Linked DNA regions of Homo sapiens: region 2 is linked to region 1. The links are chromatin loops, found by intact Hi-C in ENCODE. Cell type or tissue: B cell. All regions are shown on one strand. Each heading gives the region's core, and the rest is flanking DNA. Links, peaks and the distances in the headings are about the cores only.

The links. Peaks named below come from ENCODE experiments on the same cell type or tissue, not always from the same donor. Only the 100,000 strongest peaks of a DNase experiment are listed, where the experiment ranks them.
Region 2: a loop joins it to region 1, with 2.1 times the contacts of the local background. A loop is called at or near these places in 1 of 110 quality-filtered maps.

What each region holds. Positions count from the first base shown.
Region 1 is chr6:38,468,175-38,484,512 of GRCh38, reverse strand. All of the region lies in intron 6 of BTBD9 (BTB domain containing 9), which reads left to right. It overlaps BTBD9-AS1 (BTBD9 antisense RNA 1), which reads right to left and starts at 2,917. Exons shown (of 2, transcript NR_144472.1): 1 at 2,727-2,917; 2 at 1,986-2,446. RefSeq lists an enhancer at 6,604-7,127. In B cell, for the core only: no CTCF peak of the experiment used is centred there; no DNase peak of the experiment used is centred there.
Region 2 is chr6:38,395,783-38,412,120 of GRCh38, reverse strand. The region is part of intron 6 of BTBD9 (BTB domain containing 9); the gene reads left to right. Among named protein-coding and RNA genes, the nearest start is that of BTBD9-AS1, 78 kb to the left of the region's middle. In B cell, for the core only: no CTCF peak of the experiment used is centred there; a DNase peak (open chromatin) is centred at 7,670.

The DNA.
Region 1 (16,338 bases), core at 8,109-10,608:
GTACAAAGGAAGCACTCAGTTGATAAAGGATTACTGTTATCTCTTTTTGTTTTAAAAAGATATCCAGTATTCTTCTTCAGGAACTGATTATAATCTCAAATAGTAGTCAGTCCCAGGAAGTGTTTTTATAAATCTAACCCACATTTTATCTACTCTAGAACTTTTGCCCATCTGCTGAACCTTTAATCCATTTCTTTTTATTTAATCCTCATTAGACATTTAAAAAACAACTAATGATTACCCCTGAAGAATAAAAATATAACACTTCCTTAGTAATTCTAGTTCTAGTTTCATAGGTCTGATTTCCCTGTGCACTAGTTATTATGTCTCACCTTTATGCTTCTGTGCATGTCTACAGTTGAAGAGCAAAGAGCTGAACACAGGATTCTAAACAAGGATTTCATCGTCATTTCATTTATCCATTGAGTAAAATGTTTACGGAGCACCCACAATATACTAAACACTGTGCCTGGAAGTAGACATATAGCAGTAAACGAGATTAAGTTGTTGCTTAACGCAGTTTACATTGTAGTAGGAGAGAGAGAAAAATGAGATGTAAAGAAATAAATGTGATACTGACTAGTCATAGTTTGACAAAATTGGAATGGGGGAATAAGCTAGCCAGTGGTTGAGTTTGGGGAAGGAGCACTTGAGCAGAACGGTCAGGGAAGGCCTTTCTGAGGAAGTGAGTTGAGCCAAAACTTGAATTACAAGAAGTTGGCTTGGCTATGCAGCAATCTAAGGGAGAAGTGTTCCAGGCTAGGGAACAGCAAGAGTAAAGGCTGTGAAGTAGAAACTAGCTTGGGGTTTTTGAGGAACAGAAAGAAGGCCATGTGTTTCTGAAATCTGGTGGGTAGATAGTCTGTAGGGTGTTGGGAGGAAGGTATGTTTAGCAATGAGGGCAGACAGATAGACAGGAGCCATGTCCTACAGGGACTTGATAGTGTCGAATTCTAAGGATGATGGGAAACCATAGAAGGGTTTAAACCAGGTGATGGTAGTTGAGATTTTTGAAAGATAACTCTAGTGTGATCTAGTGTGAGAATGGACTATAGGGAAGACCAGACAGCAGGTGGGCAAGGAAAAGTGAATACAAGAGACTGGGAAGGAGCTGCCAGTGAGGCAGGAAGAAAACAAGGACAACATTTTCATGGAAGTCTTAAAAAGTCAGTCTTTCGGTATGAGGAGGGGAGATGGGAGAGGGCAGTAGGTAACAGAAAATCGACTCCTGGTTGTAGCAAGATAGAGCTTAGTGGCGTCCTTTAAGAGCCATTTCAGTGGAGTCAAGGGAGAAGGGAATAGAGGCTGAGGGAATAGGGGTAGCAATACATGTAGAAGATAAAGTATCACTGGGAGGGGAAGCAGAGAAATGATGAAGAGGATGGAGGGGGACCTAGGGTCAAGGGAGGATGATGTTAAGGTATGTGTGTGTGTGGACTGGAATGATACCACAGGGAGGGAGGATTTGATAATGCAGGAGAGTGGATCTTTGTAGGGGCCGTGTACCTCATTATGGGAGAGGGGCTGGATCTCTAGCTCAAGGAGAAGATTGACTTTAGGTAGAATTGAGGTTCCTTCTTTTCCTGTAACAGGAGGAAAGGCAGAGTATGTAGAATAGATGTACCCAGATTGAAAGAGGCAAAAATGGAAGCCTTACCTTCATGTTGACAGTGCTTGTGCCTTGGTGGGTCTTTGTGGTATATCATGGCCTCAAGCTCTGTTTTTGCAGGTCCACTGAGTTATTTGTGCTATATATATTCTTTTCCTACCCAGGCCATCTATCTCAGATACAGATCTGTTTACATGTCTGTCTCCCCCACTAAACTGGCATCTCTTCAACAAGAGTAGTTATCTTTGTATCTCCAGACATAGCTCAGTGTTTGGCAAGAACTGAGTTGAAGGAATGACAGCTACATCAGTAGAAAGGACTCATATAACAGCTACACAAACATGCGGTAGAAAGGAAAGTAATTCAAGAGCATGAATAAAATTAAGTGTTTATATCTTAGAATAATTAATATGATTTCTCTCTTTTAAGTGGAATACATTGTTACTGAACACCAGAATTGAGGGGTAGCTAAAAGTAAAAAAAAAAAAAAAAGAAAGAGAAAGGATCACCTCACACCTCACTACCATCTGGAAAGAAGATGAGCTTTTAACAGCCCCTTTCAGTAGGGACGAGTTAGTGCCTGGCATGCTTTGGTGGGAAGCACATTTCTAGGTTCAGGAGAAAGTGAGAATCAAACGTGTCTGGGAAAAGGAGATCCCAGTGTGATCAGCTTGCTTGTGGAAGATTAGCAGGGGTTGGGGGCGTAGAGGGCTTCGGGCAAGAGTAAATGTTAATGAGAGATGGCTTAAGCAGACTTGTGCCCAAACGAGTGAGAACAATTTGACAGGAAGTTCAGTTGAGCATGTGTAGCACTTCTCCAAATGCTTTCTTCTTGGACTGGGAAGAAACACAACAAAACAAAATAGTTACTTTCCCCTTCAACATTATACAGCACATCCTAAATGAAACATGACTTTCTGAGTTACAAGCTGCCCCTGGCAAAAAGGCTGGTTATAATCTCAGTGTGTTCCCTGAAACTAATGTTCCTTGGGCACTCCAGATTTGTGTGACGTACTGTAAGTTATATCCAACTGAACTGTTCTTTTAACTGCCTGCATTAAGCATCATCAAATAAGTTGCGCTGAAAGGAACCACCTGAATAAAGAAGCTTTTATACCTTTGTAAGTCCTCACTGCATGACCCTAGGTCACTGCTGTTGAACTTGGGAGCTTTCTCTCCCACTTTTCACTCTCTTGCCTTTAATGGATGGGGGTCTCCACACCAGGTTTTCTTTCTCTCTCATCTGCCAGGTGCTAGCAAATGGTGCTGCCAGCCTCATTAGGGGAGAGGGGGTAGTGTGGAGGCAGGCACTGGCCCCTCCCTCATGTGCCCCGCTTCCCAGAGGCCTATGGGATACCAACTGAAAAGAGGTCGTGAGCAGAGCTGCTCACCCTGGAATTCATTTTCTCTAGACTCATTAAAATGCTGCCTTCCTATCTCCCTTGGATTTTTACTTTTCAAAACACTTTACGATGTGCGGCCTCATTTTATTTTACATTAAGCTGACAACCTAACATCTCACCAAGTATCAACTGGGAATACAATTTTGCACTCACTGTGCTGTGCCATCTTGCCAAGTTTTGTCTTTGTTACTCAGCTCTCATTCAGAAAGGAATTAATTTGAATTATATGATGCTATGGTTGTCTCCTTGAAGAAGGGCTAGATTCCTGCACACCTTGGGAAAGTATCTATCTGTGAATGTACTTGAATCTTCCAGGTTATATGCCATTCTTCTCTCTTCTTTCCCTTTCACATCATCATGGGCTCCTCTCACGTTAGAATAAACCTTTCTGTTTTGCCTCTCCCTACTCAATGGGATTTCCATTGTTTCTGTCTTCACTTCCTTTTACCTGGGAGAAGCTGATACTGATGGAAAGGCATTTTTGAGTCTAGATATAAAGCTCTTTGTTTAAAGAGCATTTTTAAAAGAAGGGAATTTTTACATTGCCAAAGGTACCCAGGTGTTGCCTTCCTTCCCCATGAGGATTTTGCACAGAGCGCACATTCATACCCACTATCTCTTAGTGTCAGCCTGTGTGATGGCTATATGCTGTCTACCAACACTACAGTCTGTTTGGGAAGCGCCAAATCTTGGGTAGGCACTGGATCTAAAACTGGCACTGGAATCATCCACTCAGAGGAAGAAAGATTGAGGTCAGGTGGGGAATAAGACAGGCAAGTTGTCAGGCTTCTTTTCAGATGGTTCTCAGAGTACACTTCCATTACTTAGAACAGTGGGTTTGGTGGGGGGTTTTGGCGTGTTCTATAGCTGAGCTACAAGCAAAATTAGAGCTTTTTACTTATATACTACTTTGCATGGAGGTAGTCTCAGGGTCCCAGTTACAGCACTGATTTCTTGAAAAGAGTTTGATGTTCTGGCCCATGCTTAATTTAAATGAGAGGCTAAAAGCAGATTGTGTAACCCACCAATGCCCATTTGACAGGACTTGCACCAATCTGACCTACACTTTCATAAGAGCTCCTAAGCAGAGTGCTGTACTGTGGGTCTTCTGCCTTAACTCCAGGAATGGCAGAGATGAGCTACTGTTTATTGAGCACCGACAAAGGAGAGGTACTCTGAGTGTTGAATGCATGCTGTCTCTCAGCCCACAAGAGCCCTGCAAAGGAAGTGCATTGCTCCCCGTATTTATGGATGAGGAAGCTGAGTATCAAGAAGCTTGCTCAGAATCATGCAGCTAGCAAGGAGCAAGGCAGGGTTTCAGAGCTACGTTTATCTGTTTCCAAAGAGTACACTCTCCCCTCAATTCCCAGTAGTACTTCTCCAGTAAATCTTAAGTATTGTATTGCTTTTTTCCCTTCTATTTCTCTTAGCAGTCTATAGAAAAGAGCGTTTATTTAAAGATTTTAGTGCTCATCTGGGCATAGTGACTCATGCCTGTAATCTCCACACCTTGGGAGGCCGAGGCAGGAGGATCGCTTGAGCCCAGGAGTTCCAGACCAGCCTGGGCAACATGACGGAACCCTTTCTCTACCAAAAATACAAAAGTTAGCTGGGCATGGTGGTGCACACCTGTAGTCCCAGCTACTCAGGAGGCTGAGGCAGCGGGATTGCTTGAGCCCGAGAGGTGGAGGTTGCAGTGAGCCGAGATCACGCCACTGCACTCTAGCCTGGGCGACAGAGCCAGATCCTGTCTTTTAAAAATAAAAATAAAAATAAAAAAAGATTTTAGTGCCCCCTATAACTTGAGGCTTGGATTCTGAAGTGAAAGTTGTTGTTCTGAGAGGTGTTGATTGAGCAGTAGTAATACCAACTACATCAGTGGGACTTGGTGGCCCAGTCACACGGATGCAGTCAGAAAGGGAGTGTTACCTCATAAAGCAGTGATTCAAGCCTGGGCTTGGATTTTAAAATGTTGGAAAGTTGTGAAGAAATGGGATTTTTTTTTTCTTCCAAAGATTGTAATAACTTTGCCATTGTACCATTAACATAGTCACCACCTCATGTTTGTCATGTAACCAATTTATGTTTTTACTAACATTGAGGAAATGATTTTTTTTATGCTTCCTCCTTTCTATCTTTCAATTTTTTCCCATCTACACTGTGTGGATTATCAGATAAACAGGAAGGTCAGTGCTCGCTTAACCAGGGTTTGGCCAGTGCTCAGTGGGTGGGAAGCCGTCGGGAGAGGAGCTGGAGGGGTTGTGTGTCTGAACCCCTGTGCTCCACATTGGGCGCCTGTCAGGTTCCACTGACTTTTCATTGTATATTTGGAAACTCTTTCATAGCCAGAGCAAAGCCCAGGGAAATCTCTCCTCCTGTGGTGTTGGTCGCGTTCTTGTAGTTTCCATTTGATAACAGCATAGTTTACAGAGAACTTTTTGAGCTTTTGGAGAACTCCTGAGACTTATTTTGTCTTTGCCTGCAGCCAAAATAATTGAAGCATTGTCAGTCTATTTCAGCAGCACTTCTTCAGGTAGACTGTGATACTATTTGGGATGTTCAGATAGACCAAAGAGAACACAGATTGTAGCTCCTCCTGGAGCTATAATCCTGGTTTTATATATGATAAAAGTGAAATGGAATTTTAGCTCACAAGACATACCAAGGCGACTTGGTCATTATATAGTAGCAGCCTCGCTTATAATTTCCAGAGTTTCCTCTGAGTTTTAATCTGGCATTTGTTTCTTCCCTTCTCCAAGGAAAACAGGAGTTCTTAGCTCTTCCCTGTAGCTTCTGAAATAAATTCACACAGAATTTGAAGGCAAGTGAAGTAGGTCAGAATCCTTCCGGAAGCCAAGAACCCACTTATCTTCCCTCCTTTAGTTTTCTGTTTTGTCTGCCCATGCACATTTCCTCTTAGGTCCTCTAAGGAGAGTATGGGAAGAAAGGGAGTCAAATTCAATGATGCAGAAAGGGTCAGAGAAAGTGGTTGTAGATGACTGATGAGATTTGACACCATCCTCACTGCCGGCCATGTAATTCTCTAAAAAAAATAGGAGACAAGATAGAGATAGTCAAATCATACTAATAAACTATTTTTCAAGCATCCACATGCCCAGAGATGCTTAAAAGACCAGTAAATGGATGTGTCAGATGATATATATGAGTAAGCTAATATGATAGTCAAAATCAATAAAATAAAACCAAAATATTTTAAAGGTGGCAAAGCTCATGAGAGCCCAGTACTCAGAAATATATAACCTTCCTTTGCACATGTTTCTCCTCACATATATACGCACGTAATCAGAGACTGGTGGTAAAATTTTTAAACTTCTGACCCCCTCCCCCTTCCTGGTAGGAAGCAGTTGAGGGAAAAGAGAGGAAACAGCATGTATTGACCACATGCTGCTTCCTCTTAGGCACTCACACATGCTTTTTGTCTTACCTAATCCTGTATAACATCCCTGTGGCAGCAGGGGTATTCTCATTCTTACAGATGAAGAAATTGAAGCCCAGAGAGGTTGCACCGTTTTTAAAAAGTGATGGGGCCAGATTTCAAAAACGGGTTCACCTGACTCTAAAGACCTTGTGTGAATTGTCTTTCCACTAAACCATGCTGCCTCACCACAGAGCCACTGATGGCTTTACTTGATGTGTTCGTGGCATCGTTGCTCAGTTTGAGTTAAGTGAGTAATTCTTAAATGACTCGAGGATAAGAAGACCTCCTGTAGAGGCTTTACAAATTCAAATACCCCCAGTTCGTATTGCTTTCATCCTCGCTTTCTTAACTATAATCAGCATTGATTCTTTCCTATTCCCTGATAGCATTAAGTTATGATAACACTAGGGTGACAGAAAATAAAATCAGCAAATATAGATACTGCTCGTTAGCTCAGTAAAATGTGAGAATTGGCAATAAAGTAGGTCTTATCTAAAAGGTATGGATATAAATACAAAGCACAGGATTAGAAGCATTTCAGATAAAGATAACTCTGTTTGCTAAACAAGCTTTTTTAGGTATAAAGGAAAAGACAGTCTTGCTTCTGAGCATCTTATTGTAAGCATGATTCTGCCCCTGGCATGTCCTGTAGATGAGAGTTTGCTCTTACAAAATAAGCCCTGTCTATTCAATTGTATTTCGATGTTACAGCTAGCACATAGTAGGTACTAGGTAACACTTAGTTGAAGTGAATCGCTCTTAGTCTCTAATAAAATGTCTTTTAACTACTTCATTTTGCTTCTGTTCCTTGTACATCTGGATTACTTTACTCTCCTCTAATTTTGATTGTCATCCCCAGTAATTAGAGAAAGAAAGCGCAGATTAAGCTTTCTCATTTCATTTCCCCAACTTCTCCCTCAGTGGAATTCATGCCATTTCAGGAGCTCTTCCCTTTTAGGATAGACATCTGTCTTTGTGATGCATCCCCTGGTCCTCAGCCCTTATTAATCTTCAGAACCCCACCCATCCCAGGTGTCACCTCTCTGAAGCCTGAATGTCACTGGCAGGGCCCCATGTAGTGTTGTTGCTGTCCTCACTCCCTGTGCATATTTTAAAAATCAGTTAACAAAAGTTTCTATTTAAAAGCTCCAAGGGAAAATTAGGTATAGTAATAACATTTTCCTATGATTATTTGCCATATTGGCATTGAGGCAGAGAAATCTGTTAGAAAAACTGTTTGCTCTTTTCCCATGTGTCTATACTGAATAATATAAAGCTGGATACGCTGTCTCTATTCTGAAGCTGTCATGTGTTATAATAACTGGTTTGACACTTATTATCTTTTTTAATGCAAAGAGGAAATTGTCAGAGTTCACAACAGTAAAATAGATCCTTTGTTATTTGTATTATTTTTACTTGAAAGTATTTTTTACTGTCTTTGCCTTGATAAAACTGAAGTTTATATGGTAAAAGACGACGACATGACATGAAATGCCAGAATTTGGACAGTATCAGAGCAAAGCAGGATTCAAATGAATCATTAATTGGTATTTTTTAGAACCAATGTTTATAAGCAAAGCTGTCAACTCAAATCACAGCCTAACCTCATAGGATCTTAGAGCTTTATCAGAATAATTATTCATCAGTGACTTTAATATGTCTTCCTGGAGTTGTGAAATGTGTACTTTTCAGGCTGGCTCATAAGCACATGTTATGCACCCTGGCTTCACTCAGGTCTGCATTCATTTATTCCAAGGATGTGAGAAGGGAAGATGTAGCCTTACAAGTACACTGAATTATGCTTTTAATTTTATATCCCTGGGAGGAATTTGTGATCAGATGATTCTGGCCTTTGTGCTGTGCTGCCTTGAAAACAATTTTTAAAGTGTCTAACCGTTAAGCTTAAAAACTACTTTCATTTACTTCAGTGAACCTTTGATATTTAACGGTTAAATTATACAGAGTGAAAAACACAATGGCAACCCCAAATTAATTTTTTCCAGCCTGCCAAATGGACATTCAGGAAATCGAGTGGACATTTCCAGACTTAATTAGCCAGTTTACATTCTTTGAAGAGTTAGGGAGAAGAGCTCTTGGAGGGAGCTGCCATAGAACAGACTGGGAATAAGACCACTGAATCTAGAGCCATCGTGTTTCCAGGCCTGGCTCAGATTCTCTGAGACTCTCAGAGAATCTCTCTGGACCTTTAGAACTCAGTGTTCATTTCAGGGGTTGAGCTAGACCTCCTCTCCACTTCTCTTCCCTGCCCTATCAGTCCGTGGTTCAAACTGGGAAGTATGGCAGCAGCTTTTGGCTGAAAAACAGCAGAGACCCAAGAGATCATGGGTATGCTGTTCTTCTCAGAACCAAATTGTGGCCCTTATATTGGAATAACTTGTTCATTCTGGGCAGTCAACAAATATTACATTCCTGTATAGGATGATGCTGTGCGTGGTGCTGTGGGGAAGGACAAAAAACCAGAAAACAGTGAATTGGACAGAGAAGATGAGAGCTAAAGGCAGCATATGTTGTGTCAGATTAGTGCTTTGCGTAGTAAATGTTGAGGGCAGGCTTTGAGATGCTGAGGGAAGCCTCACAGACCCATAGCTGCAGAGCAGGAATATGCTATGTTCAGGCAATGGTGGAAGCTGGGCTGTAGGAAACACAGCCACAGATTTGAACAAAGATGGAGACAGCAATGTGGATCCAGCTGAAGATGTTTTTTCCTTTTAAATGTAACTGTTACTAGGAGATTTTCTGAGAATATAAGTATTACTATTGAAGAAAATTTGGAAAATAGAAAAAGATTGAGATGGTAAAAATCACCCATAATCTTATAGTCCGTAGACCACTAATTCAGTACTTCATTTTACTTCTTTTTGGCCATGTGTATATGTATGTATTCTTTTTAAAATTGAACTTCAGATCATATTATGTATGTTTTATATTCTGCTTATTTCATTTAACATTGTTTTACTTTTCCCTACATTATTAAATGTTCCTTGAAAACATTTTCGAGGGGTGTATAGTGTTTCATTATATAGAGGTACCATAATTTGACTTTTCCTATATTGAAGCACATATAGTTTCTGTTTTGCTGTTGTAAATAACGCTCTGATGAATATTCTTGTATATAAATTTTTGCTTATTTATCTGATTGAGATTTTTTAAAAGTATACTTTACTTTCATTTGGAGTTTAATGTGGCAGTTGAGTTTGAACTTCAAATTATAGGCATTAGAGATCATCTAATTTTTTTTATCATGATGTGGACTAAAAATTTGGCCCTGGAAATGAATGTAATTATGTTTAAGAAAGAGACAGGAGGATATCTCTATGCTGGAACAAGTGGAAATACTATTAAAAAAAGAGCTTTGAGAACTGATGCTGTTATTGATTCATGTATTTGTATGAACCAGGAGCTGTGCTAGGCCCTGGGAATGAAGATGGCTTTGATTAGTTCAGGTTACTCTCAGCTCTTTCCTTTTTCTTTTCTCTTCTCTTCTCTTCTTTTCTTTTCCGTTCTGTTTTTTCTTTCTTGAGACAGAGTCTCACTCTTTTGCCCAGGCTGTAGTGCAGTGGTGCCATCTCAGCTTCGTGCAACCTCTGCCTCCCAGGTTCCAGCAATTCTCCTGTCTCAGCCGCCTGAGTAGCTGGGATTATAGGCATGTACCACCTCGCCTGGCTAATTTTTCTATTTTTAGTAGAGACAGAATTTCACCATATTAGCCGAGCTGATCTCAAGCTCTTGACCTCGGTTGATCCGCCCACGTCAACTCCCAATGTGCTGGAATTACAGTTACGAGCTACCACGCCCAGCCTCAGCTCTTTCCAGAACTACTGCAATAGCCCCATAACTAGTTTTCCTGTTTCCATCTTTTCTTCTCTCCATTTTCTACTCAGCAGTTAGAGTGTTCTTTTTAAGACATAAATCAGATCATGTACATAACCCATTAAGCTTCTCATTATATGGAAGTATGAGATAAAACCCAACTTCTTAATATGGTCTACAAGGCCACTGTACTGCCCATTTATTAAATACTCCAGCCTTATTGGCCTTTTGTGCATTTTCCTAAAATGTGCCAAGCTCTTTCCTATCTTAGGGTTTCCCAACACATTGCCTTTCTTTCTAGAATACTCTTCCCCTAGTCTTCATCTAGCTTACTTATATGTTATACTTACCCTTTAGTCTCAGCTCAGTTTTTACTACCAGAGAGAAGCCTTTTTGACTACCATCACCCCTTAATTAATTCCTCCATACCAAGTATTTTTCTTTCAAGCACTTATCACAATTTATTATTATATCTTTATTTAATGTATGTCTTCTCTACTAGATTGTAAGCTCCATGAAGGCAGGGATTGTGACTGTTTTGTTCACTTTTACCCAGTACCTATCACTGTCTTTGTCATATGGTAGGGGCGAAAGAATGAATGAAAGGTGAATAAGAGACACCATCCCAGTGTACTTAGGATTTGTACTCTTACTGAGCTTCCATATTGGTTCTACCGATAAGAGCAGAGTAGGAATCAGAAGTGATGAATGAGGGCTTTAATGTAGACGGTTGGTAGAATTAAAATAGCACTGACAGAAATAGGCAAAGAGATAAGTCAGATTGGGAAAGAAATGAATCCAATTTTAGGCATGTGGAATTTAAGGATGAAAACTGGATAATCCATTGGAAAAAATCAGCATGCCAGTACCAATCTCCTGCCTTAATAAAACAAAACCATAACCCAAAACTATTGTTTATTTCTTATTTGGGGACATTATTTATGAATCAGAGAACTCACTTCTTTTTATTGAGGTTCCAGAGCCCATTTTTTAAAAAGAGTATTGCATTTGTCCTACTGAATTGCAGATGGATAAATAGAAGAGAGAAAGCTATCATTTTATTTTCACTTGAAGACATGGCATTCTGTCATCTCTATTACTGAATCCCTGAAGACTTCTTGTTCTGTTTGGAAGAGAAACAGAAGTTGGACCTTTTCTTCCTTCCTCACCTCCCCAGCCAATCCTCACTTCCATTATTTTGGAAAAATATCTAAATTACAAATTTCAGGAGCTTCCATGGTGTTTTCACATACTTCACAGGATCCAACCATAGTATCAGGCTTACAATATTAGATTTTGAATACAGTGTTTAAAATCTTGGTATTTTGCAGAAGAGCAAAGATACATTTAAATTGGAAGCTGATTTTCCCCCAAGAAATCATAGAAATATTCTTTGTTCTGTGAAATGTGAGTAATGCAAGAGTGGGCTTGATTATGACTTGAGCAGGATTATAGATCTTAGAAAGGCCTACCTAGATATAAGCTCATCTTTTCACATTGCAGGCCTAGCGTATTTTTAGAAAACGAATGAAGGTAGGAACCAAAATCCCATCTCCTGTAGGTGCCATTTGGCCTTTTGTCTGTAGAAGTTGCAACATTTTATTCCTGGACTGGTTGGTTATTTTTTACTTGTTTTCAACATGTAGGCTACCTTTGACATACTAGTATGGCAAATCTGGATTTCATATATAATTTTTTTTAAGTTATATAAAAGACCAAGGAATCGTCTTGCTGCTTGGGGACCTTTCTATGACAGTGCCCAACTCTCCTTTTCAGTAACCAACTCAGCCTGACACAGTTGCACTTGCTGCTTAACACTCTGTAAAATGTTATTTAAATATTTCTAACTTATTGTTTCATGCTGGGTTTTATGGAACATAAATTTCTATTTAGGCCAGTAATTTACAGTAGAAGTTTGTTACTAATAGCACTGCAGGCTCCATCCATCTAAAAATATTGCTCCTAACCTATGCTAAAAATATGTTATATATTTGCACTGTATGTAAACAGTGTTGTGTTTTATTAGTGTGCAGTGCTTTGTCTATGGAAATGTTGGTATTGCAGCATATATTTAGCGGAGATAGGATACAAGTGTGGTGGAAAGGCTACAGAAAAGTGAAATCCCTGCAGGATGGGATTTATGGAATTTTCAGAGCACTTTGCAGAAAATCTACATATAATACCCACATTTTCTACAGAGGCAAAGTGGAATCTTGCAGAATGTTCAGAGAAGCTCTGTTATTTCATGTATTCCCTGTATTTCTAACTGGCTTATAGAGGCCTGAAATTGCAAATATATTCAACTCAAAAGAGGCAATCATTATTGCTTCAATGACCATGTTTTTACCTTCAAAAAATATTTATTAAATGGGCCAGAAATAACATAAGTTGGATCTTCTTTTTGGTAATGAAGAGACATAATTCCAAGTAATGACATTTTAGTTTCTTTCTCTGGGTGACCTTGAGCTGGAGGAGACGATTCAGGGATGAAAGGTGTAGGGCTTTGGAAGAGTTTCTGTGGATCATTTTGAGCAAACTTCAGTCACAGGTGGGCACAGTGGCTCATACCTGTAATCCCAGCCCTTTGGGAGGCTGAGATGGAGGATCTCTTGAGGCCAGGAGTTTGAGACCAGCCTGGGCAACATAGTGAGAACTCATCCCTGCTTAAAACAACAACAACAACGAAAAACCTTTAGTCAGTACAAGTCACTTAGACTTGTTACCTATATTTATTCTGAGCTCTAAACCTGCCTTTCATTAGTAAAAATGAGGGAAAGAAGTGGATTGTGGGTTAATCTTAGTTATACAAGTTAGTTTTGTTCTTGAGGTCCTAGTGGGTCGGATTCCTTGGGTGAGGCAAACTGTGCACTGACCTCATCTTCCTTGCTTTGATGGAAGCATCACTGCCGAGTACCACCTAGTAAACCCAAAGTTGCTACTTGTTAGCCAGTTGAAATGATTATTGTGCCTTAAAAATAGACTGATGTTAGTTGCCAGTTAGGTCACCCAGAGCTGAGCTTTTATCACTTTTCAAGGGTATGTTAAGGTTTGATAGCCATTTTTATAAATGGAATACCTTACAACTTATTTAAAGTACATTTGCAGAAAATTAAGGCCATTGGTTCTGCCCCTAAAATAGTGATGCTATGGTAAGTTTACCATCCTCTATTTACATGTTCCTTAGAGCTCCAAAAGTCATCATCTTGCGATGGAGATTTTTTATAAACAACTCCCAAAGAATTTTAATGTAGCAAATGAATCTTGGAAAACTGCTCTTTTCTAATTTACTACTTCGTTCAGTGCATGTTAAAGAAGCAGCAGTGAATCGTATAATTAAATGTGATTTTAAAGGCTTCTGAGGTGGCACTTTCCAGTTGATACTCACTGGCATTTTGCTTGGCCTGTTGGACTGAGGCAGGAGGGCTTCTAATGCTCCTCTCTTCTGAAGGCAGACTAAGTGTGAAGGGTGCTTTATCAGCAGAGTGCTGCGCATGCTTTAGATGGCTCATGCCATCATCAGCTGCTCTGCAGAGGTACACACTCTTCTCTTGTTGAGAAGGCCAGTTCTTCTCTTGTTGGTTGTTTGACTTAGAAACTTCAAAAATGTTCACATTAAAATGCTAAAGCATTTTCTGAAAGCTAACCAGTAGATCACTAGGATAAATGGGATGGTATCTGAAGGATTTCCACAAAGGTCCTTTTTTCTGAGTTCACAATAAAACCAACCCTCCCTAATCAACCTTTATGTCCAGACAGGACATTGTGTGCAATTCCCTGAGTTATAATCCAGTCCGTCTTCAACCTATGCTTCCATTTTCAAGAACAAGACATCTTTTGGCTAGATACACTTCTGTGGCCAGGATCATGGTTGTCTTCCCATCTAAGTTTGGCCAGTGCATACACAGGCCTGTACTGGCCAGGATGATAAATGTGAAGATTGGACTGCATTTCATGGCTAGGTTCTCCACTTGGTTATTTTCTGTCCTCCCGTGGTTATTTTTTCTGTTCTTGTAGAAAAGAGAACAAAGCCCGTTTAACAACTGCAAAGCACACAGTCTGCAGAGACCTTAAAGATTACTGGCAACAAAACATATTTATGTCTTTAATAAGGAATTGAAATTTACCACTCACTAAAATTTTCCTTCTCTTTTCTTTCTCTGTTTTCTCTTTGGAACTTGTTGGTGTTAGGAGGATCAGTCTGGTCTCCAGGATGTTATTTTGATGTCTTTTGTTTTCTGAGGAAGTATTTTACAGTATTTTCTGACAGTGATAAAATTTTGAGGTAATTCTAAATTCTTGTGTACGTGCTCAATTTTGAATTACGTATTACAATATTTTGTATGGCTTCCAAGTATCTCAAGTCTGAAAGAGTATGTGGCATATAATAAATGAAAGTGAGTGTGAGAGTTTATTGAAAGGGCAAAAGATGTGGCTGTGGAATAGAGGTGCTATAGTTCAAGGTGAAAATTAAGTGATATTTGTGCAATTCAAATTAAAACTACTCAGACGACAAAATCCTGGTATCTGTGTAACGGTCCTCTAACAAAGTCTCTTAAATGACAAGGAGGCTACGATGCCATGAATCATACAGGGTATTTTAAGAGTGGGTTCCTGCCGGGCGCGGTGGCTCACGCCTGTAATCCCAGCACTTTGGAGGCCGAGATGGGCGGATCATGAGGTCAGGAGATCGAGACCATCCTGACTAACACGGTAAAATCCCGTCTTTACTAAAAATACAAAAAAATTAGCCAGGCGTGGTGGCATGTGCCTGTAAGTCCCAGCTACGCTGGAGGCTGAAGCAGGAGAATTGCTGGAACCCAGGAGGCGGAGGTTGCAGTGAGCCGAGATCATGCCACTGCACTCCAGCCTGGGCGACAGAGCGAGACTGTCTCAAAAAAAAAAAAAAAAGGAAAAAAAAAAAGAGAGAGTGGGTTCCTTAAATGCCCTAATCCCCCTTTTTGTACTCCTCAGGACACATGGTTAAGAAAGTTCCTAGACACTTTTATTTGGAGCTGAGGGATATAAAAGCACTATTGAAAGTCAGTGAAATATGGTGAGGTAGGCCATCCACTGCTTTTGCCTCATTCAGATTATTTACTTGTTGACCATCCACACATTTCTAAATAGGCCTTTTTTTTTTAATGCAACTTTAGATTTTTACAGACATACCAACAAGATTAGTAGGACTGACAAGTGATATTTTATTTCCTTAGTAAGGATTGAAATTCTTTTCATAGGTTTTTCAAAATGTTTTAATAATCCTCTGAGTCCCAAATCTGTCCTCTGGGGATTTTCCCTACATAGTCAAAGTTAAATATTTTGGATGGGGAGTGAGGCTGAGAGAAGCTTTGCTCAGAGAGAGGTAAAGCAACCTTTGAGGAGGGATATAGAAACTGTATTTCTGTCTGTAAATGTTATTTTATTAAGAAAGTTTTATATTCTAAGGTTGTGATATTCATTCATTGGTTCATTCACCAAATGTTTGAGTATCTTTTCTGGGTATACTCTATATAGTAGATGATTTGATCTCTTTTGAGTTGAATTTTAAAGGACTATCCTAGGGAAACTTGAGAGTTACAGAGGAGAATAAAACATGATTTCTGCCTTCAAGGGGCTTACAGTTTGATAGATGCAAAATAATAAAGCAGTATGTATTAAGTGAGGTAATAGAAGTACAAATGCTCTAGGATTTTAGAGGAAGGAAGCCCATATTTGCAGGGAAGGTTTCCTTACGATATTTATACTAGGCCTTGAAAGATGCCTGGGATTTCTTTAGACAGAAGAGGCAGAGAAATGTATTTCTGGAAAAAGTTACAGGAGTGAGAAAGGACATATTTAGGAAATGACAAGTGCTTCAGTTTGGCTGCAATATAAGGTGTGTGCGAGGTATGTAGGGAATGTTAGGAAATAAGGTTGATATATAGGTTGGGGTCAGAATAGAACTTTGAATATGCCATGCAACAAGGGTTGAATTTACATGATAGTTGATCTTGAAGACTGAAAACTAGGAAATTACCCAGTCAGAACTGTGCTTTAGAAGGATGTGCTGGGGGACT
Region 2 (16,338 bases), core at 6,171-8,670, 70 kb after region 1:
AGTCAGATTGATCAGTCTTTTTCCTTTTTGCATCTGGATGATGAGTCACATAGGAAATGTTTCTCTACTTTCAGAATATAGAGGAATTGACCCATTTTAAAATTATTTTATTTTATATATATGTGTGTGTACATATATATGTATGTGTGTGTGTATATGTGTGTGTATGTGTGTACACATATATATATATAGGCAGAGGCAGAGTCTTGCCCTGTTGCCCAAATGACACAATCTTGGCTCATTGTAACCTCTGCCTCCTGGGTTCTATCGATCTTCCCACTTCAGCCTCCTGAGTGGCTTGGATTACAGGTGCACGCCACCGTGTCTGGCTGACTTTTAATGTTTTTTATAGAGACGGGGTATTGCCATGTTGCCCAGGCTGGTCTCAAACTCCTCAGCTCAAGTAATCTGCCCGCCTTGGCCTCCGAAAGTGCTGGGATTACTGGTGTGAGTCACTACACCTGGCATTTTTTTTATGCTTAATATTTTTTCATTTTTTATATTTAAGTCTTTGATTCATTTGGAATTTATCCTCATGTACAGTATGAAGATGGATCTGATTTTTTGTTTGTTTGCTTTGGAACTAAAGCACATTGAGAAAGAATGTATCCGATTTTATCTTTTTCCGTATGGCCATCTGGTTAACCCAACAATACTTATTAAAAAGCCCATCCCTGATTTGCGTTGTTGCCTCTGTTAAATAATAAACATACAATTTCAAATGTAGTTTGGCTCTATATCTTGGGTTTTCTACTCCACACCACTGAGCAGTCGATTCATGTGCCAATACTACATTATTTTATTTATAGAGGCTTTATAACATGTTTTAATATCTGCTCTTCTTTTTCAGGGTTTTCTTGGCTATTCTTGCATGATTGCTCTTCTAAATTAGCCTTATAATCAACTTATCTAATTTTGATGGGGAATGGGTTATGGTATTCTTACTGAGATGTTATTAATTAGAATTAGAGAGTAGTGGCATCCTCTGATCTTGTCTTCCTCTCCAAGAACACGGCGTGCAAGTCTACTTTCATGCCATGTTCTTTTTTATGCATGTTGCCCCTCAGTTTGGGCCAGGTTGAGTATGGAGAGTTGGTAAGGATATTCAAGTAGAACTACCTGGTCAGCAATCAGAATGTGGGACAGGAGGTCACAAGAGAGAGAGGTTGGACTGGAGATACATGCAGGGAACCACTTGCATGAATAATATGTGAATTCATGACATGATATTTTCTTGTTTTTTTAAATTATTTTTTATAGAGACAGGGTCTCACTATGTTACCCAGGCTGGTCTTGAACTCCCAGGCTCAAGTGATCCTCCCACCTCAGCCTCCCAAAGTGTTGGGATTATAGGTGTGAGCCACTGTACCCGGCCCTCGTGACATGACATTGCACACTGTTGCATTGTTAAGTTAGTCATTCAGTATCATTCTCTAAGGAACTTCCTCACTGAAGATGTTTAATTCATAGGTGTTACATGACCAGGTAATATTTTCATGTTTTCTTATCAATGAAAGTTATTTTAGAGCTGTTCATTTAAAAAATCTTCCATAGCACAGTTCTTCAGTTTCATGGAATAAAAAATGCTAAGTTTTTGAGATTATTCCATTAACATTATTTTTTATTCTTTTTTTTGTTTGTTTGTTTTGAGATAAGGTCTCACTTGGTTACCCAAGCTTGAGTGCAGTAGTGTGGTCACGGCTCACTGCAGCCCCAGCCTCCTGGGCTCAAGTGATCCTCCCCTCAGCCTCCCAGGTAGCTGAGACTACAGGTGCATGCTACCATGCCTGGCTAATTTTTAAACTTTTTGTAGATGTGGGGGTCTCACACAGTTGCCCAGGGTGGTCTCAAGTGATTACTAGACTCAAGTGATCCTCCCGCCTCAGCCTCCCAAAGTGCTGGGATTATAGGTGTGAGCCACCATGCCTGGACAACTAGATTTTTGTTTCTAATTCTAAGATATAAGAGATAGATGTTTTGGATTTTATCAACTATGTAAACATATTCAAATAAAAACTCTTGATATTCTTTAAGTCATTAATTTCTTTGAGCAAGTGGAATGATTTCTTTTTTTAAAATAAAAACTCATTGATGTGTTAGAGCCCAGAAAATATAACGGTTTAGCTCTAGAAAATGATTACAGAATTGGGTTCATGCTAGGGAGATAACTGACTGGATAAATTAGTTCGAATTATGCCTTGTTTTTGGTTTTATACTCAGGAAATCACACACTTGTACAACCACCCATAAGCTCACATATTTTATTTATTTTATTATTATTTATTTATTTATTTTTTGATACAGAGTCTTGCTCTGTTGCCCAGGCTGGAGTGCAGTGGCATGATCTCGGCTCACTGCAACCTTTACCTCCTGGGTTCAAGAGATTCTCCTGCCTTAGCCTCCCAAGTAGCTGGAACTACAGGCACGGACCACCATACTTGGCTAATTTTTTTTATTTTTAGTAGAGACAGGGTTTCACTGTGTTAGCCAGGATGGTCTCAATCTCCTGACCTGGTGATCTGCCCACCTCGGCCTCCCAAAGTGCTGGAATTACAGGCGTGAGCCACCATGCTCAGCCAGATCACATATTTTAGAGATAGCCTTTTCAAGAAATTCTTAATCAGTAAACAGGAGTTTATGAACATCTGTTTTCCTGAATTTTAGAAATATAGATTAAAAATAAGTATTTAAAAAACAACTACAGGGTACTCTATCTTACATCTTTTCTCCCATTTCAAAACTAATGAACACTTATTAAGCCCTTATAGAATATCTCAGAAAAGTATGCTGATTAAGCTTGCTTAAGGAATTAAGTTAATTCACATTATGTTGTAGGCCACCAATTATTTGTCTTGGGTTTTGTTTTGTTTTGAGATGGAGTCTGTCTCTGTCACCCAGGCTGGAGTGCAGTGATGTGATGTCAGCTCACTGCAACCTCCACCTCCCTAGTTCAAGCGATTCTCCTGCCTCCGCCTCCCAAGTACCTGGGATCACAGGCACCTGCCATCATGCCTGGCTAGTTTTTGTATTTTTAGTGAAGACAGGGTTTCACCATGTTGGCCTGGCTGGGCTCGAACTCCTGGCCTCAAGTGATCCACCTGCCTCGGCCTCCCAAAGTGCTGGGATGACAGGCATGAGTCACTGCGCCTGTCCACCAATTATTTCTCTTTGGTCTTTTTCTATAGCACTGGTACCTGAAGTAGTACCTAAGCATTAGAATTTCGTATCATTTTCCTTTGGATACTTCCTTTGGGCTCTGTGTTTCCTGAGAATGGACTGAGTGAGGGAGGGATGGTAGAAATGCTACTGCTTTTAGCCTTAGTTTTTCGGACAAAGAGGGGTAAAGACAAAATTAATTTGGAAGCCTGTTGTTGGTAAGACTTAGGAAATAATAAAAGATGTTCCCTCTTTGCATATATTCTTTTTTTGTTGATTCTACACAGCAACTGTTTACTTTGGAGTATTTATAGTTTGTATGTTCAGTGGTTTTTCAGGGATTTTTCTTGTTAAGCCAACATGCAAATATAGTGACCTTAACAACTATATCTCATGATGTAAGGCTAAGGTGTCAATGTGGCAGTCTTGGAATTATTTCAACCCGAGCAAAGGAAAAACAAACATTGGTGGGTTCATCCCCTATCCAGATCACAAAGCTTTGGATTCTTTTTGGATTCTCTTCAATGTATTTAACCTTTAAGCATTAGAATAGTAGGCAAAGGAAGTAAGAGAATATGAGAACTGTTTTTTTGGTTTTGTTTTGTTTTGTTTAGAGACAGGGTCTTGCTCTGTTGCTGGAGTGCAGTGTCACGATTATAGCTCACTGCAGACTTGAACTCCTGGGCTCAAGTGATCCCCCTGCCTCAGCCTCCCAAGAAACTGGGACTGCAGGTGCATGTCACTACACCTAACTAATTTTTCTATTTTCTTTTGAGATGGGGGTCTCACTGTGTTGCCCAGGCTGGTCTCGAACTCCTGGCCTCATGTGATCCTCTTGCCTCGGCCTCTCAAAGTGCTGAGATTACAGGCATGAGCCACCACGCTTTGCCAGTGCCATGATTTTAAATCGTGTCCTTCAAGTGTTAGTAAGTAAAGTGGCCTAATTTTAGGTTATGTATCAGCTGTTTCATTGGGATTCCTTTTTTAGGAAAAATAAATTATCTCCAAAAAGAAAGCAAAAACAGCTTTCCTTTGATCTGATTATACATCAGAGTTGTTCCATTGAGGACCTTGAATGCAGGGATTCTTGAATTTATCTGGATGGAAAGGCAAGCATGATGGATTTTGTTAGTCTTCTAATTGAATCCAGTTTTGATAATTATTTCCATTGCTACTTCAGGATTTACAATTGATCATCTTTATAGTCATGAACATAGGAAAACATTGTGAAAATACCCATGGAAAATGAAATAGTTTTTGGTTTTTGTTGAAAGCAGTCACTTAGCTGATTTTGTCCTGCATATTTCCCCACATTTAACTTTACCCAACTTAGCTCCCTTTTTCCAAGTTAGAACTGAAGTCTAGCACATTGGGAAAATGACTTTTATTAAATGCATGACTAGAATTCTTCAAAACCCCAGCTAGACTCTGCAAGGGGCTGCTGCAGGTTGCACACAGGAAGAACTGTGGCTGGTCTGCTTCTCGTCCTGATCCGGGCATAGCCAGGCTGGTACACAGGCATACTGGATAAGTAATTGGTCTTAAATATAACATTGCAAAGAACTAGAACTCAAAAGTGATTCCCTACTGAAAGAACTTCCTCTTTTATTGCTCTGAAATGATCTTTCAATTTGGCCTCATTCTGAAAGTTGCCATTTGAATTGGACTGGGAACAAAAGTTAGAATTTATTGAAAACAACTCATTGCTTAATCTCTGGCAATTTTATTTTATATGTGATCAACAGATGTGTTGCAAGTCGGATTCAAAAGGAAAATAAAAGTTTAAACAGTTAAGATGTCATCAAATACTTTTCCAAACCTGTAGGAAAATAAAATTAAAATCTATTTGAGAAATACTCAGGTGCAACATACATTTTTATTCTGCTTTCTTCTTGTTCACTCCCATTTCTGCCTCCCATTCTCCTTACAAAAGACAGCCAGGTAGTGGAAACAGAACAAGGAATTTGAACTCTGACTTCACTTCCAGACCTGGTTCTGCTACTTACCATGTGAATCCTGCTCAGACTGGTCATTGAGCTTCCTTGAGCATGGTGATAATCATAGCCAGGCATAGTGGCACTCGCTTATAGTCCCAGCTACTCAGGAGGCTGAGGCAGGAGGATTGCTAGAGCCCAGGAGTTTGAGGCGGCAGTGCACTGTGGTCGTGTCTGTGAATAGGCACTGCACTCCAGCCTGGGCAGCAAAGTGTGATCCCCATTAAAATATCATAATAAGAAAGTACTTTGTCCTACCTTCCTCACCAAGGTGATTATTGATTTCAGATGACACGATACCTGTAGAAATTTAGTTTCCCCAATGTGATTCTTCTTATTAAGATTGCATATCCAGGACTAGTCTTTTAATCTTCTAACATTGTTTTTGAGAGTAAGAGTATCAGAAAATTATTTTTCCAATTCTTCTAGTACTACCACTGGGAATTGGGAATGCCAACTCCTTACTGTAAATGAAAATGTATTCCCTAATCTAAGAGGTCTTTTCCAAGTACCAATTCTGACAAGAAATTTAATGGAATGGTAATGTATGTATATTCCTCTACAGTGTGATGTGGGGCTTGCTTCAACTTGCTGATAGTCAGTAGAATTTGGAGATTAAAAAAACACACACACAATCAATTCTCGGGCTTTAGATCAAAATCTCAACAGCACTTAGAGCTTGGCAAAGAATTTTGCCTTTGGCCTATGCTGATGCTCCTTATGGTTACTCTTTTCTGGGACTCTAAAATGTTAGATTTGTGTAGGAGCCAAAGATTTATAAGAAGGTGCTAGGTCCCTGTCCTACAGAGTTGTGAAGAATTTCTTTCCTTATCTTCCCTTGCCTTTTACCTAAAGACCTATGAATGTGTGTTGGATCTAAGCTCAGGTTTTGGGTTGAGAGGCCTAAAGTTGAGCCCACTTGAATAGTAGCTTACCAATACATGTCTCTGCTGACGTCATAGCTCATTAACATCCTGTCCACTGTTGTTGATTTCTGAAGCACCCACATTTCACTGCCCCTCCCCCAGCATCTTCACAAAGCTTTTATTCCCCCAAAGACATTTTCAAAATTTCATTTGTAACTGTTGTGCACAGCTGACATGGAGAATTATTCTAGGTGCTGAATTGTTTATCACTAGAATATTTAGACCAACACTAGAAGATCTGCGATCAGTATGGAAACTCAAATAGGCTTTATGGCTGCTTTCCTGAGTCCATTGACTTCTATTTATTTGGGAATATTTAGTATTAAAAAGTTATAGAACAAATATGGATAAAATAATTTGAAGGTTTTGCCATCACAAAACCTTATATCATTTGCACTGAGAATGTAACACTAGCTGGGTGTTATTGTTTGTTTTTTTTTTTAACAACAGAACCAATAAAATGATTAATATGTGTTTTTGCAGGAGCTTATTTCTCATTATAGCTTCAGTATTGGAGGAGAGATTAAATTTCTGAATATGAATCTGATTTTTCAGACTTCCAACTTCCTATAAGTTTTTATGTGCTGATGCAGAGTTGCTGCTTTCAGGTCATAGCAATTTAGCTTTTCTAGAAGCTATTCTTTTTCTAAGTGACTGGCAGGAATCATTACTCTCTATGGCAAGAAACCAGAAGTTGGCAGGAGCCCTACAATGACTGTCCAATTTTTTTTTTAACTGTTTTGCCAGTTTCCAGATTTTCTTCCCTTGTCTTATAGGGTATCAGGTTCAAAGCGAGTGATACACATGTAGTCACAGACCTGCCCAGGCCAGGTATGAGGGATCAGGCCCTTCCTCAGATAGATTGTCTATTTAGCATTCTGGATAGAAGCCAGAGATCATGGTACATTCCTAGAATTGCACAACTCAAAGCTACAACCATCAGGCAAGTTTTGTATTTGTTCCTGAAACTCTTACATTGTTACTTTGATTTCTTCTGATTGTTTAGAGGTATGAATCAGACAAGATCGTTTCATAACGATTGACAATAAGCACTGAAAGCCTCAGTGATGACAGTAATATTTCCTACCTCAGCCTCTTCCCAGTATGAATTTTACAACACTGAAAAGGGCTAGGGCTCTAACCTGAAGAGATTTCTGAATTTGTCTCTTTTCTGACAGAATTAATTGAAGTAGAAAGTATTTCAAGTGCGGGCCACTCTGGAACTGAGCTCTACCTTTTTACCTGGAGTGAAACCATCCTAATTTTATCCTCTGCTGGCCAGGGTCAATTTGATAATAACAAGCCCAGAATGAAACACATCAGTTTATCCCTTATCTGCAGTAACAACTAGAAATGCTTTTGCTTGTTTGAACTTTGCCCTCCCTAGAATCTTGATATTTGTTTTGAATTTGGTTTTTGGCAGAATGAGATCCCATGCATGCCAGGCAGGCTCAGGGATGAAGAGTTAGTAGTTTGGGGTTTTGTTTTTTTTTATTGACTTGCTCTGGGCGGAAGCTTTCACTTTTCAAATGTGTGATTCTTCTATTGTCCTAGCTGTGCTGTCGGTAATGAATGCATCCTCTGTTTTGGAACTGTGCCAGATAAGATGCAAATTTGTCTATTCTACTTCTGTATCAAGTAAGGTTACCTAACTGGGTCTACTACTGTTTGAAGATATTAAAGACTCACAAAATCATGCTATGGTAAATGAAGAGTACTTGTTCTCTAAGTCTGCTGAGGAAAGAAAATGGGCTAGTGTGCTAAAGGAATGGATTTATATTAGCGGCTTATTTTGGAATTTTAAAAATTGAGATATAGTTAATATGCCATAAATTCACCATTTTAAGGTGTACAATTAAGTGGTCTTTAGTGTATTCAGAAGGTTGTGCATCCATCACCACTAACATTTTTTATCACCCTAAAAAGAAACTCAGTATCCATAAGCAGTCACTTCCCAATCCCTTCTCTCCCCATCCCCTGGCCACCACTAATCTGCTTTATGTCTTTATGGATTTGTGTATTCTGGACATTTCATGTAAATGGAATCATACAATATGTGGCCTTTTGTGTCTGGCTTCTTTTACTTCATATAATTCTCTCAAGGTTCATCTGTGTTATAGCATATATCAGTACTTCATTTCTATTTATGGCTGAATAATGTTCCATTGTATGAATATACAGTATTTTACTTATCCATTCATCAGTTGATGGATATTTGGGCCATTTTAGTCTTTTGGCTGCTGTGAATAATGCTGCTATACACATTTATGTACATGTTCTTGTATGGACATATGTTTTCAGATCCCTTGAGTATATAACTAGGAGTAGAATTGCTGGGTCATATGGAAATTCTGTCTTTAACTTTTTGACGATCTGCCAGACTGTTTTCCATAGAAACTGTACCATTTTACATTCCGGCTAGTAGTATGAAATGGTTCTAATTTCTCAACATTCTCATCAACACTCATTGTCATTATCAGACATTTTTGATTATAGCCATCCTTGTGGGTATATCAGTTGTGGTTTTCATTTGCATTTACCTGATGGCTAATAACATTGAGTGTCTTTTCATATGCTTATTGGGGATTTACAGGGTTTTATTTGGAAAACGTCTTATCCAGATTCTTTATGCCTTTTTAAATTGAGTTGGTTTTTGTTTATATGCCCATTGTTTAATTGGATTTTTTAAAATTGTTGAGTTTTAAGATATACATATGTATATAATTACCAGAACCCTATCAGATATATGATTTAATTTTGTGGGGAAATATTGTCTCTCCTTTTGTGGGTTGTCTTTTTGCTTTCTTGATAATGTCCTTTGAAGCACAAAAGTTTTAAATTTTGATGAAGTCCAATTTATTTTTTCTTTGGTTGCTTGTGATTTAGGTTTTCCTTTCCTTTTCTTCTCTTCTCTTCTTTTCTTTTTTCTTTCCTTCTTCTCCCCTCCCTTCCCCTCCCCTTCCCTCCCCTCTCCTCTCTTTGGACAGGGTTTCACTCTATCACCCAGGCTGGAGTGCAATGATAGCTCACTGCAGCCTCTGTGTCCCAGGCTTAAGCAATTCTCCCACCTTAACCAGCTGAGTAGCTGGGATGACAGGTGCACACCACCAAAGTCCAGCTAATTTTTTTTTCTAATTTTAGTGGAGATGGAGTCTCACTATGGTGCCCACTCTGGTCTCGAACTCCTGAGCTCAAGCAATCCTCCCTCCTTGGCCTTCCAAAGTGCAGGTATTATAGGCATGAGCCACCAAGTCTTGCTGATTTAGGTTTCATTGCTAAGAAATTGTTGCCTAATCTAAGGTTATGATAACATACACCTCTATTTTCTTCTAAAAGTATTATAGTTTTGACTCTTATGTTTAGGTCTTTGATCCATTTTTAGTTACTTTTTATATACAGTGTGAGGCAAGAGTCTAAATTCATTCTTTTGTATTGGACATCCAGTTGTCCCAGGCACATTTTCCCCTTTGAATTGTCTTGGCAGCCTTGTCAAAAATCAGTTGGCCATAGATGTATGGGTTTATTTCTGTGCTCTCAATTTTATTCTGTTGGTTTATATGTCTACCCTTATGCCAGTGTTACACTATCTTGATTACTGTGGTCTGTCATAAGTTTTAAAATCAGGAAATGTGATTCTTCTAACTCTTTTGGGGATGGGGGATTGTTTTGGCTATTCTGGGTTCTTTCCATATGAATTTTAGGATCAGGTTGTCAATTTCTACAAATAAGTGTGTTGGGATTTTGAAAAGGATTGCATTGAATCTATGGATCGCTTTGAGAAGTATCGTCACCTTAACATATTAAATCTTTTAATCCATGAACACAGAATGTCTTTCCATTTATTTAGGACTTTTAAAATTTCTTTCAACAATACTTTATAGTTTTCAATGTACTAGTCTTGCATATTTGCTAAATATATTTTAAATATTTTATTCTTTTTGATGCTATTGTAAATGAAATTGTTTTCTTAATTTTATTTTCATTTTTTCATTGTTCATTTATAGAAATACAATTGATTTTGTGTATTGATTATATTAGCAATTTTAAAGAACATCTTCTGGTTATAATTTCAAATATATTGGAACCAATATAGAAAGCCACTTGTAGTCTTCCTTAGGATTCTTTTAAAGAGTAGAGTATGTATAGTTAACATTTGTTGAACACTTACTAGGTGTCAGGCATTAAGCTGCTATGTATGTTACAATGAATTATTCTCATTTAATGCTAACTTTTGTCTTCATTTTACAATGAAGAATCCTTGTCCATAGTCCTACGATAAATCAGTGGCAGAGCTGGAACTTGAACCCAGGTCACTCACTCCAAAGCCTGTTTTCTTAACCATTTGACTATACATACTGCCTTTTTGTGAATAATTCATAATAGCTCTATCCTGGAACCTAGACAATAGATTAAGCAACATGGAAATATTCTCCAGGTCTCTACTTCTTGTCTCTTTACCAGGGTTGATCATTTCACTTTTATACAACAATGATTCTGTTCCTCCTTTGGGAAATTTTAATTTCAAAGGATCCTTCAGCAAGACTGTTTGAGCCATTATAGAGCCTGGAGGCAAACATAGTAAACAAAAGGTGTATACATACTGTATTAGTCCATTTTCACACTGATATAAAGATACTACCTGAGACTGGATAATTTATAAAGGAAAGAGGTTTAACATTGACTCACAGTTCTGCATGGCTGGGGAGGCCTCAGGAAACTTACAATTATGGCAGAAGGCAAAGAGGAAGCAAGGCACATTTTACATGGTGGCAGGAGAGAGAAGAAGAGGAAGAGCAAGGAAGTGCCACACTTAAACCATCATCTCTCGTGAGAACTCCCTCACTATCATGAGAACAGCATGGGGAAACAGTCCCCATGACCCAGTCACCTCCCACCAGGTCCCTCCCTTGACATGTGGGGATTACAATTCGAGATGAGATTTGGGTGAGGACACAGAGCCAGACCATATCAAATACCAATTGTGATACATATTATGGAAGGAAAGAACAGGGTGCTATGACAGAGAGTAATATGATGTCCTAATCTGGAAAGAAGGTCAGGGAAGGAAAAGACTCTTGAGCCATGACCTGGCCTGAAGTAATTAGCCTGGTTTAAAGTGGGGGAAGGAGCACTGTAGCAGAAGGAATAGGAGATGTTTATCTCATAGGATTATGATGAAACTTAAATAAATAGTACACATGAGAATTCCTAACCTAGACCAGGCACAAAATAAATTCTTTTAAAAAATTATTTTAAAGTTGTTACAGTGAGCATGAATACTTTTGTAATCAGAAAGCCAAATAAACGTTTAAAAGTAGTTGATGCTCTGAGAGAGACTAAACTACCTTGGATTGTGTATTTGCTGAGACAAGAGGGAATCTGGGCTGGTATCCTAGGGAGTGATGATTGGAGTGAATGAAAAAGGATAAGGGTGCAAAAGAACCTGAGAAGGATTGGTCAGAGAGGCATTAGAAGAACCTAGGGAAGATGTTACAAAAGGCGGAGGAAAGAAGGCTTTTGGGGAGAAAGGGTGGTTAATCATGCTAGATACCTGTAAGGCTGTCAAATGGGGTAAAGACTGAAAAGAGGCCATGGGGTTTGGCCCTTAGAGGACATTGAGTGATTTTTCAGATTAGTTTCAGTAGAGCAAAGGAGAAAGGAATAGATTGAGACACTAAGCCTATGAGAAAGTGGAACGTGGGTATATAAACTATGGGCTCTAGAAGTTTGATAAGAAAGGGGAGATAAGAGGGGCTGATTACTTAAAACAGGTGTGTTGCTTAAGGATCTGGGCTGAGAGGAAGTGGCTAGCAGCGAGAGAGCAATTAAAGATACTACAGAGAAGAAATAGCTGATGGGACAGGTAGAAGAAGGAACTGGTGAAGGAAACAGGACCCGATGGGGTCAGGAACACAGGTACAGAGGTATGCCTTGGAAAGGAAGAGTGACAGGAAAGCCAAAAATAGTGAAAAGATCAGAACAAGGCCAGGCACAGTGGCTCACACCTGTAATCCCAGCACTTTGGGAGGCCGAGGCGGGCGGATCACCTGAGGTCAGGAGTTCAAGACCAGCATGACCAACATAGAGAAACCCCGTCTCTACTAAAAATACAAAAAAAAAAAAAAATTAGCTGGGCATGGTGGCACATGCCCATAATCCCAGCTACTCTGCAGGCTGAGGCTGGAGAATCGCTTGAACCCGGGAGGCGGAGGTTGTGGTGAGCTGAGACTGCGCCGTTGCACTCCAGCCTGGGCAACAAGAGTGAAATTCTGTCTCAAGAAAAAAATAAAAACCACAAAGAAAGAAAGAAAAGATCAGAACATAGTCAGATGGCTACTCCTAGCTGCAAAGGACTTTGGGAAATACAGCCTTTATTCTAGGCAGCTATGGGTTCAGCTTAAAAAAAAATCTAGGTTGTTTTACTTAGGAAAAAGAGAATAGATGGATTCTTGGATAGGCAACTCACAGTCTCTGCCATAGATTACCAAACGCATCTGGGGTGGTTGGTGAACCTATATAGGGAATTTAAATTATTTATTAGTTACTGGTAACCTCATTTTAATGACATTTTATTGACTCATTTTATTGACACAAAGTTTAAGTAAGCTTCTGCAATTCATACAATGAGTAGAAAACATAGCAGAAACAAGTCTTTATGCTCCCAAGTCCAGCGTTCTTTCACTTGCACTGTTGCCTTTCATGTGATTATATGTGTGTAGTATTTGTAGTTAATCTAGTAGACAATTTTAAGATTTAGAGATTTACTTCCAGATATCCTAAATATTCTAAATCTAGGTAGTATTGGGTGCATTATATTAAAGTCTAGAAAGATTAAGAAATCAGTGGGATTTAGATGTAGTCCATTGAAAAGCTTTTTATAATGGATTTAATTTAGTTTTTGTTCAGAAACCCATTTGGCTGTTGAGACACAGTCATTTCTCAGTGTTTTTACAAAGTGTTTGCAAATTTTTCTCACCATAGGACCTGCTATTATATCATAAGGACTGTGAACACTGGTGAAAGCTATTCCTGAACACCATTTATTTTAAAAACAAACCTTTTCCTACTAAAAACAAATGTTTCTCTCTCTTAGTGTTATGAAACATTTCATCTTAGAAAACCCATGATGGAATGAAAGTAGTGTGATGGCAAAAGGCTCTGAACTGAGGGCAGGGAGTGTATATCTCCACAAGTCACTTCTTCTGGCCACAAATTAAATTAAATTAAATAATTATATGTTTAAATGGGTATAAGAATAAATTAGGAAAAAATGGTAAGTGCTTTGATGAAGTAAAGTTGAAATAAACAGATAATGTTAAACTCTATTTCAGCCATTAGCTAATTTTCTTCTCCTTTGTTGTCATAGCTAACTTCTTTGGGGGTTTCCTTCTTTTCTGGACCTGTGTGCCTATGAAGGGAGGGTGAGTGGGCAATGAAATCATTAATAGCCAGTGAGCAGGTAGACAGAGGATGGCGAAAGGGCCTGGATGAGGCCACTGCAGAATAATCAGGCTGTGACTTGTATTGTTTCTTTTTAGTTTGGATGGTTCAATGACAGCCCTCAAGAGGGTATTTACTTCCTCCTTCCCATGTATTTTGTCTGAATATGTGACATTGATTCCTTGGTATGGCCTTATATTCCTAACATTCAGGCTTGCCATGCACACAGTTATCTGAGTGTGAATGAGGGGAGGATTGGGACAGAGAAGAAAGAGAGACTTGTGAACCTGGCACAAGTACAATTTTATATTTCTCTCACTGATCTTTTAACCATAGACTGTTTAGGTTTAAAGGCCTAGAGAAGTCATTTAATATAGTGTTTTTAAAATTGTGCTTCATAGAACCCAGTGATATGTCAGAACCAAGTAGGTGGGGCTCCTTGTAGTTAGGAACATGTATCTTGATGAAAGTTGTAAAAATCGAACGAAGTCATGTCACTCCTCTACTAAAACTTCTCAGGGCTCCTCTTCACCTATGGCATAAAGTCCAAGATCCACAGCTTAAAATGCAGAGCCTTTCATGATCTGCCCACTCTGTGCCCATGCAGTTTCTCCTGCTCCATTCCTTCTACTCTATTATATATTCCAATAGTACCGCACTCCTGCTCCTTCGGTAAACCTGTCAGGCTATTTATAACTCTCTGCATTTGCACTTGACGTTTCCTCCACAAGAATGCTTTGTTTGTCCAGTATACTTCCTTACTCCCATCTCATTTATCCCCAAACTTAACTAACCCCTCAGCCCTATCTATCACTGTCTTGTGATTCTGCTTTATTTTCTGTATAACACCTATCACAATCTAGAATGATATTCTTAATGTGTTTGTTTGTGTCTTCCACTTTTCTCACTCTGCACACTCTTTCTTAGCAATTTCATGGGCTCACATGGCATCTGTTAATAACACGTCTTCATCTCCTGCCTAGTTCTCTCTCCTGTGCTTGCAAATAGCACGCTGAAGTATGGCCACTGCATAGCTTCACTAGAGTGATGCACAGGCACCTGAAATTCACAACAGAATGCCTCAAGGTAATTAATCCTACCTTCCAACATGTTCTTCTTTTGAAGTTCTCATCTCAATGAGTTGCCCCATCCACAAAGCTGGGCGTCATCTTTCATTCCTCCCCTCTTCCACAGCCAGTCATTTCTATCTGGCAATGGTTTGTCCTTAAATTCTTTTCCAGTCTTCTTTTCTACATCTCCATTGCAATAACTAATTGCCCTTTTCTTGCTTAACTTGTGTACTGTCTTATTCTAGGTCCTCTGGAACAGTGCTGTCCAATAGAAATATTATGTTATTTTAAATTTTCTAGTAGCTACGTTAAAAAAGATAAAAAGAAGCAAGTGAGACGGTGCAGTGGCTCACACCTGTAATCCCAGCACTTTGGGAGGCCAAGGCAGACAAATCACTTGAAGCCAGGAGTTCAAGACCAGCCTGGCCAACATGGCCAAACCCCGTCTCTACTAAAAATACAAAAATTAGCCAGGTGGGGTGGTGCACACCTGTAATCCCTGCTACTTGGGAAGCTGAGGCCTGAGAATCACTTGAACCCAGGAGGCAGAGGTTGCAGTGAGCCGAGATTGCGCCACTACACTCCAGGCTGGACGACAGAGTGAGACCTTGTCTCAAAAAAAAAAAAAAAAAAAAAAGAAAAAGAAAAAAAGAATCAAGTGAAATTAATAATGTATTTTATTTAAACAATATATTCAAAGTATCAATTCAACATGTAATCAACATAAAAAGCGGCGTGTTTAAAATTTTCTTTTAAATACTAGTCTTCAAAATCCAGTGTGTATTTTACACTTACAGCTCATCTTAATTTAGATTAACCACATTTCTACCTCTAAATAGGTAACTGTGGGCAGTGACTACTGCAGTAGGCATTAACAGCTGTAGGATGTAGAGCCTGAAGGAAGAATTAAAGTGCTGACATTTTTTTAGTAACTTCCAGCCCAAAGTGGCAAGGGTAAAGGATAAAGGAAAATCAAGGAGGGAAAAGTATGATATAGCACCTTACCTTGCTGGTCATGGCAAGACACACAGCAGGTTGTTCAGACACGGCTTCGCCCTAATTTTTTGTTTCCCATTGACTTCCTCCAACCGCTTGGCAACTGTTCAGAAAGCAGTATGACATTTTATCCAAGTTCACAGGTAGAAGGGTGACTCAGTATATGTTAAAGAGAAAGTTGGTGGAGGCTGAGGGAATCTTAGAGACATAGTAGGTTCACATTCAGTACACTAACTAAGCTTTTTAGTTTTGGTTTTATCTTTCTTCTGTTCAGTTCCCAAACAAGAACAATGTAGCCAGATATTCTTGCTAAATGTAGCTCTGACTGTCATTTCCCTCTTTTAAAACCTCCAGTGACTTCCATTGTTTTCATGATAAAGGCTAATATCATTTCATTAAAATTTTTACTTGATCTGGCCCTGTCTTTTTAACTTCTTACCTCAGTCACCTTCCTCTCATCTTAAATGCTGTGTGTATTAGTTATATATTGCTGTGTAACAGATCACCCCAAACATAGTGACTTAAAACAAGGCCAGGTGCGGTGGCTCATGCTTATAATCCCAACACTTTGGGAGGCCGAGGCGGGCGAATCACGAGGTCAGGAGATCGAGACCATCCTGGCTAACATGGTGAAACCCCATCTCTACTAAAAATACAAAAAGTTAGCTGGGCTTGATGGCACATGCCTGTAATCCCAGCTACTCGAGAGGCTGAGGCAGGAGAATTGCTTGAACCCGGGAGGCAGAGGTTGCAGTG